2 separate regions of the Homo sapiens genome follow, and region 1 is linked to region 2. A link is a contact called in ENCODE Hi-C or POLR2A ChIA-PET data. All regions are on one chromosome and are shown on one strand. The core of a region is the stretch at or near the end of the contact, and the rest is flanking DNA. Distances in the headings are between cores, read along the strand shown. Region 1 holds the start of ANAPC1 (anaphase promoting complex subunit 1). Region 2 has its middle 66 kb from the start of MIR4771-2.

Evidence for each region. A loop is a pair of places that touch in the nucleus more often than their neighbours do. ChIA-PET counts read pairs that join two places held with the same protein, here RNA polymerase II (POLR2A). Pooled maps may share reads with other maps.
Region 1: a pooled map shows a loop between it and region 2 (4-fold over the local background). The contact joins the promoter of ANAPC1 here to the enhancer-like site in region 2. A Hi-C loop is called at or near these places in 1 of 50 pooled maps. POLR2A ChIA-PET finds 5 or more read pairs at or near these places in 2 of 52 experiments (activated CD8-positive, alpha-beta T cell and activated T-cell).

What each region holds. Positions count from the first base shown.
Region 1 is chr2:111,882,406-111,885,676 of GRCh38, reverse strand. ANAPC1 (anaphase promoting complex subunit 1) reads left to right here and starts at 1,484. Exons shown (of 48, transcript NM_022662.4): 1 at 1,484-1,735. RefSeq lists enhancers at 961-1,110, 1,454-2,247.
Region 2 is chr2:111,703,723-111,707,086 of GRCh38, reverse strand. No RefSeq gene overlaps it. Among named protein-coding and RNA genes, the nearest start is that of MIR4771-2, 66 kb to the left of the region's middle. RefSeq lists enhancers at 268-1,051, 1,052-1,837 and a silencer at 921-1,215. Within about 2 kb of position 1,291, at least 7 of the 41 ENCODE cell types and tissues checked have a DNase peak (open chromatin) inside an H3K27ac peak, as active enhancers do.

The DNA of each region.
Region 1 (3,271 bases), core at 235-2,734, 180 kb before region 2:
TTGCCACACCGACTTCCACAAGGGTTGAACTAGTTTACAGTCCCACCAACAGTGTAAAAGTGTTCCTATTTCTCCACATCCTCTCCAGCACCTGTTGTTTCCTGACTTTTTAATGATTACCATTCTAACTGGTGTGAGATGGTATCTCACTGTGGTTTTGATTTGCATTTCTCTGATGGCCAGTGATGGTGAGCATTTTTTCATGTGTTTTTTGGCTGCATAAATGTCTTCTTTTGAGAAGTGTCTGTTCACGTCCTTCGCCCACTTTTTGATGGGGTTGCTAAACTTTTTTTTTTTAAAAAAGTTTAAAATATTGGCCGGGCGCAGTGGCTCACGCCTGTAATCCTAGCACTTTGGGAGGCCGAGGCGGGAGGATCACGAGGTCAGGAGTTCGAGACCAGCCTGGCCATCGTGGTGAAACCCTGTCTCTACTAAAAATACAAAAGTTAGCTGGACGTGGTGGCGGGCGCCTGTAATCCCACCTTCTTGGAAGGCTGATGCAGGAGAATTGCTTGAACTCGGGAGGCGGAGGTTGCAGTGAGCCGAGATTGTGCCACGGCACTCCAGCCTGGGCGAAAGAGCGAGACTCTGTCTCAAGAAAAACACACACACACACACACACACACACACACACACACACAAACAAAAGTTTAAAATATCAATTAGGTATATTTGTATTTAACTGTTTCATGAATCTTTGTTTCTAACCTTTCTCCTATAACCCATTCTTTTTTTTTTTTTTTTTTTGAGACAAGGTCTTGCTCTGTTGCCCAGGCTGGATGGAGTGCAGTGGCGCGATCATAGCTCACTGTGGCCTCAAACTCCCTGCTCAAGTGATCCTCCAGACTCCCAAGCAGCTGGGACTACAGGTGCGCACCACGCCTCCAGGCTAATTAAAAAAATTTTTCTTTTGTGGAGACAGGGTCTCGCTATATTGCCCAGGCTGGTTTCAAACTCTTGGGCTCCAGCAATCCTGTCGCCTCGCCTCCCAAAGTGCTGGGATTACAGGCGCGAGTGGCCGCTGGGGTTCTTAACTTGGGTCTTTGAATCGCCTTAAGAAGTGTCTCTGAATCTGGGAATTGCAAGCAACGTTTCTGTGAGGACCTTCACACAGTTCATCCACTCTTCGAAGAGTATGGACCGAAAAAGGCATAGAGCATTCACTGCACGTAGAGAAAATCAGCAACCCCTGCTCCCCACCCTCAGCCTGAGGTGCCTACCTCCACGTGGGGTCAGGAGGCGGAAGCGAAACCAGAAGAAAAAACCCTGAGATCTATAAGGCAGTTCAGGTCCCTAGTGACATGAGCTAAAGAGAACTTGGACGCCAGGACTGTAGCAGACAGAGTCCGGCTTCGGGGTTCGCATCAGTCGCACGGAAGGTGGAAATAGCCCCCAAGTTGTAACCCGCCGCGGTCTTCCCTCAACAGCGCAGGCGCCAGGACTGCTAGGACGCCGCGCACCTCCCGCGATGCCCCGCCCCGGCGCGAGGCAAGACGGGAAAGTCAAGATGGACGCGTCCATTTGAACGTCTCGCACGCCTTCCTGCCATTAGCACTCGAGCCCGCTGCTGTTGCCCGTTCTTCCTCCAGAATAGGGGAGGGAGAGGGAATGAGAAGCTGCTGCGGCCCAAGAGTCACTGTGAAGGACCCCGCCGCTGCCCTCGGGCCTCCTCGGCCCCTGCGCCTCCGGGGAGCAGCCGGGGCTCGCCGCGCCTGACGCGTCCCGAGTTATACAGGTGCGGGCGCCGTACCGCAGCACTTGGTGGTCTGTCGCGCGCCGCGTGACTCTCGCACCCGTCCCGAGGCCGAGCCTCCCCTGGTGGCCGTAGGTCTGGAAACCCGGGGTACTGGGAACCCGAGGGAGGGCCTTGAGCGTGCTCCGGGGCTGAGGGGGCCTGCGGGCGCTCCTGGCCTGCGGGCTGGGGTGCTCCTTCCGGCTCCTGCTTGCCAACCTCTTTCCTGAGCTGTGCGTAGCATCCCATGTGCAGCCTCAGCTTTCAGACTGGCCTCCAGCCCCTCTGAGCTGTTTTTCTGAGCCTCGGGCTCTCAGCCTGTTTTCACCGTCCTCTAGAAAGGCTGGGGAAGCTCTTGTGGAGACTTAAGCTCCCGTTAGTGTGCATTTGGGTCTCTTTTTTTTTTTTTTGGCAGGGTAGTGTTTGTAGGAATCATTGCTGATACTGTTATTTATAGCATATAAATTTAATAGTATTTTTACGTGTAGCTGTTTATGTTGCACCTAACAAGTAAAAACATTTCTAAAAGTTTGGGGTACTGAAAAAGTATTAAATATGTGGCATTAATCGGTACAAAATGATAATTCTTTAACAATTCTGTAATTTTCTCTCAAAGTTATAAGAAAATAACATTATAAAATTGCAGAACTAAAGTTTCATAAAGTCAAAAGTTCGTTGATGTTGGTTATTCTGTTGAATAAAATATAGGAAGACCAGCTGAATTTTGTTTTCTTTTAAGGTTTTTTTTTTTGTGGGGTTTTCTTTTTTTTTTTTTTTTTGAGAAGGAGTCTTGTTCTGTCTCCTAGGCTGGAGTGCAGTGGCGCCATCTCAGCTCACTGTAACCTCTGGCTCCCGTGTTCAAGCAATTCTCTGCTTCAGCCTCCCAAGTAGCTGGGATTACAGGCGCCCGCCATCACTGTCTGGCTAATTTTTGTATTTTTAGTAGAGATGGGGTTTCACCATCTTGGCCAGGCTGATCTTGAACTCCTGACCTCGTGATCCACCCGTCTCGGCCACCCAAAGTGCTGGGATTACAGGCGTGAGCCACCACGCCCTGCCCCTTGTAAGTTTTATAAGGCACTTTTTACTTGTGTTCCAAGTTCAAGTGTCCCAGTACTCATTTATTTCTAGCAGGAGGAAGAACAAAACTTGTGTCATGTTTTGTGACATAATTATATCCAGAATAACTTTTCTTTTTTTTTTTTTTGAGACGGAGTTTTGCTCTTGTCCCCCAGGCTGGAGTACAATGGCGCGATCTCGGCTCACTGCAACCTCTGCCTCCCAGGTTGAAGCGATTCTCTTGCCTTAGCCTCCCAAGTAGCTGGGATTACAGGCGCCCACACCATGCCTGAGTAATTTTTTTTTTTTTGTATTTTTAGTAGAGACAGGGTTTGACCATGTTGGCCAGGCTTGTGTCAAACTCCTGACCTCAGGTGATCCTCGCGCCTCAGCCTCCCAAAGTGCTGGGATTGCAGGCGTGAGCCATCGTGCCTGGCCAAGAATAACATTTAATTCACAGCAAAATAACTTTGTGGCTTT
Region 2 (3,364 bases), core at 42-2,541:
GTCCCTTCATATTTCTGTCCTTCGCATCTTCTCTGAATTCCTGAATTCCTAGCTGCTGCCTTGGCAGCATGGCCTGAACACTGTGCCCACTGGCGGTCGTTTAGAGGGCAGAGGTGTTCCCTGGGCTCATAGGGAGCCCAGCCGGGCACAGGGCACAGCACTTGCAGGTGGATGGAGGCTCAGGAGGCACAAGGGTATTGCGGGCAGATGAAGTGGGGCTGTCCCCTCGCCTGCCCTTGCTGAGAAGGAGACTCTGGTGGGGTCAGAGGGTCCCAGTCCCTGGCAAGGCAGCCTAGTGGGTACCATTTGGGAACAGGCAACTCATAGCCTACTGCCGCTTGTGCATGGTTCAGCCTATAGAAGGCAGCCTTGGCTTGCAGCCCAGTCCCAGTTCCTTCCAGGTGGGACCACAAGACCTGAGCTATGTGACACAGAGCATGACAACTTTCACGTGGGCCACCTCTTCTAGAATGGCTATGAGGCCTGACAGGTCCCTGCGCCCCCTTGGACAGCTAGACTTGTGACAGTAAGTGATCAAACAGGGACAGGGCCTGGTGTGTGGCCGTCCCTCTGCCCATAGGAGGTTACCAGGTCTAGGCTGAGCTGGAGCTCCATAGCACTGGTTTCTAGAATAGTGCAGATGCTGGGCCTATCCTGGAGGCTACACTTAAAATAAAAAAAGAACAAAAAAATCTTTATTAGGGTGTAACTCTTCACAGTTATTCCTAGTGCATAGGGGAGCAACTGTTCATGATGTTTTCTGGAGGCTTCTTAAAGGAAACCTCTCACCCTCTCTCGGGTGTGGCACTTGGCTGCTGGGAACAGACAGTTTATCTTGCAGAGAAAACTGTTTTGCAAGAGGTTTCCCACCATTATGGTCTGAGGGAGGGTCCCTGCCAGCTTTTCTTAGTCACTTGGGCTTAGAGGGAAGGTGGTTTTCGTTTTTTTTTCTCTGTTCTTTTTTTCTGAAGGCAAGAGCCATCTGGGGGCAGGGCACACATGGGTAATTACCCTGACTTGGAGAGACAAAAGGACTGCTGATCAGCAGTTCTCAGGGCAGCTGCAGGTGGCTGATGCTTTTGGTGGAATATCACAAAGTACCCAGGCTGGGGGTGAGTCAGAAATCCTTAGGTCACTTGTGGTTTTCTTTCATGGTTTTGCTGTGACTATTAACTTGTTTTTACTTAACAAGAAAAACAGGTGTTTGGGTGTCTGTTTGAAACAGTGCTGCCCTGCTGTTAGCAACTCACTGTAGTCACGAGGCTGCCCTGGCTTGGCGACACTGAATACCTAACTGGAATAAGGAGCAAACCCTGGAAGAAGCCGGAAGCCAGTCCCGTGAGAGGGATGGGGCATCCCTGAGCACAAATACAGAACCTGGTTGTTGTGAATTTAAATCGAACTTGGAGTCAATCAGCCAATTCATTAATTTGAATTGCTTACTTACTGCGCCAGCCCCTAGCACCCTCCTGCACAGCTTTGGAGATGAACTTCCACCTTGGAATAAGCGTGTGTGCTTGGATCTTGGCTTTGCTTTTGTATGTGTAGCCAGGTGAGCCGGCAGCTCTCACCTGAGTTGTGTTGCTTTCTGGAGGGAAATAGAGGCAGTGCCTTCGTCCACATGCTGCTGTGGGTTTTCTTTCCACCTGGCCAGGCAGCCAGATGCTGCAGCTTTTTAAGTCTCATTAACGTCAACGTGTGCACTGCCCGTTACCAGTACCAAGAGACTGACAAGAACTCCTGCCTCCCCAGCTGCAGGTGCTGAAGGCTTCCCTCAAGTCCTTAGGCCTTAAAGGATGAGTTTCAGGCTTTCTGCAAAGACTATCAGAAATGGGAATCTGGCTCAAAGCAAGTCTGTGCAATTCTGCACAGGGATCAAAGGAAATGGAGGCACCAGTTTGAGTCCTGGGCCTTGGGCCTGGACATGGCTGGGATCTGCCAGAAAAACAGACCAGGAACTCTTTTTTTTCTCTTTTTTTTGAGACAGTTTCTTGCTCTTGTCACCCAGGCTGGAGTGCAGCGGCACGAACGCAGCAACTTACCGCCGCATTGACTTCCTGGGCTCAAGCGATTCTCCCACCTCAGCCTCCCAAGTAGCTGAAACGACAGGCATGTGCCGGCTAATTTTTCAGTTTTTTGTAGAGATGGGGTCACACTATGTTGCCCAGGCTGATCTCTGACTCCTTGGCTCAAGTGATCCTCCTGCCTTGGCCTCCCAAAGTGCTGGGATTACAGACATGAGCCACCACGCCCAGCCTGCTCTTTTTTTTTTTTTTTTTTAATTTCTTTAAAAAAATTTTTAAAAAGAAAATTGGGTGGAGAAAAACAAAGTGTTTTTTAAAAGAAAAAACAAAAACAGGAGTGGGGCTGTATTCTGCAGCTTGGAGCACAGGTGACTGTAATGCCGAATAGTGATTGCTCAGGGCATAGCCTTCCCCATCCCCTTTCACCAAACCAGACCCCAAGGCTGTGGGAATTCCTGGAAATCATGGGGTACTTGTGCTCTGTCCTGTATGGCCGAGAGCTCCAAAGATTTGCTGCCTTGCTGTGCCACTGCGGCTGGCAGGGAAGAACCAGAGCAGCCGGTGAGTCAGACACTCGGGGTGATTGTTGCTGAAGTCATTTCTGAGGGAGGTGGTCAGCACCTCACTGCAACCAACTGCTCTCCAGGAGGCACCAGTTGCAAAGGTGGGCGAGTGCAGTCGCTGCAGGCAGACTTTGCTCTGTATCTTGCTGTGTCCCCAGTACTGTGGACATGCCCAGATCCCAGCAGACAGTTCATCTGTTGGATTAATCTGTTTTATTCTTTTTGAAGAAGAGGCAGTCCAGGGTGGAAAGCCTGAGAGTGCATCACCCGTCACTTCAGGAGACATCCTCACCTCCGATTCCTTATGTATATCAGATAGGGTGTTCGTGGGCCCTTCCCTGGGCCTCCCTGAGGTGTGAATTGCCTGTGTGAAGGGAAGTTGAAGCTGGTGCCTTGTAGGTCCCCTAACAGTGGCTGCAGGTGAGCCCTGAGCCATCTGGGCAAAGCCAGCTGTCATAAATGACCAAGCAAGTTGGCTTGTGGCTAAATTGATGTCCTCACCAGCATGTCCTCGCCAGAAGGGTGAAACTTCATCAGGACAGGCCGCACGCCAGTCGCAACTGCCCTTGAGGCAAATGAGAGACTCCTTCCATCTCTGCAATTCCCACACTTGGGGAGTGCCTGTGCTTTGCAGAGGCCCATGGTGAAGAGACAAGGGTGGCTTATTGTCTGGCTGGGGAAGCCCAGGGCTCAGGGCTCCTGGCACAGGGAAGGTGCCGGGAGCCCACAGGCTTCCAAGGGCCTGAGTGAGGATGGCTGGTGGATGTCTGCCCTGCT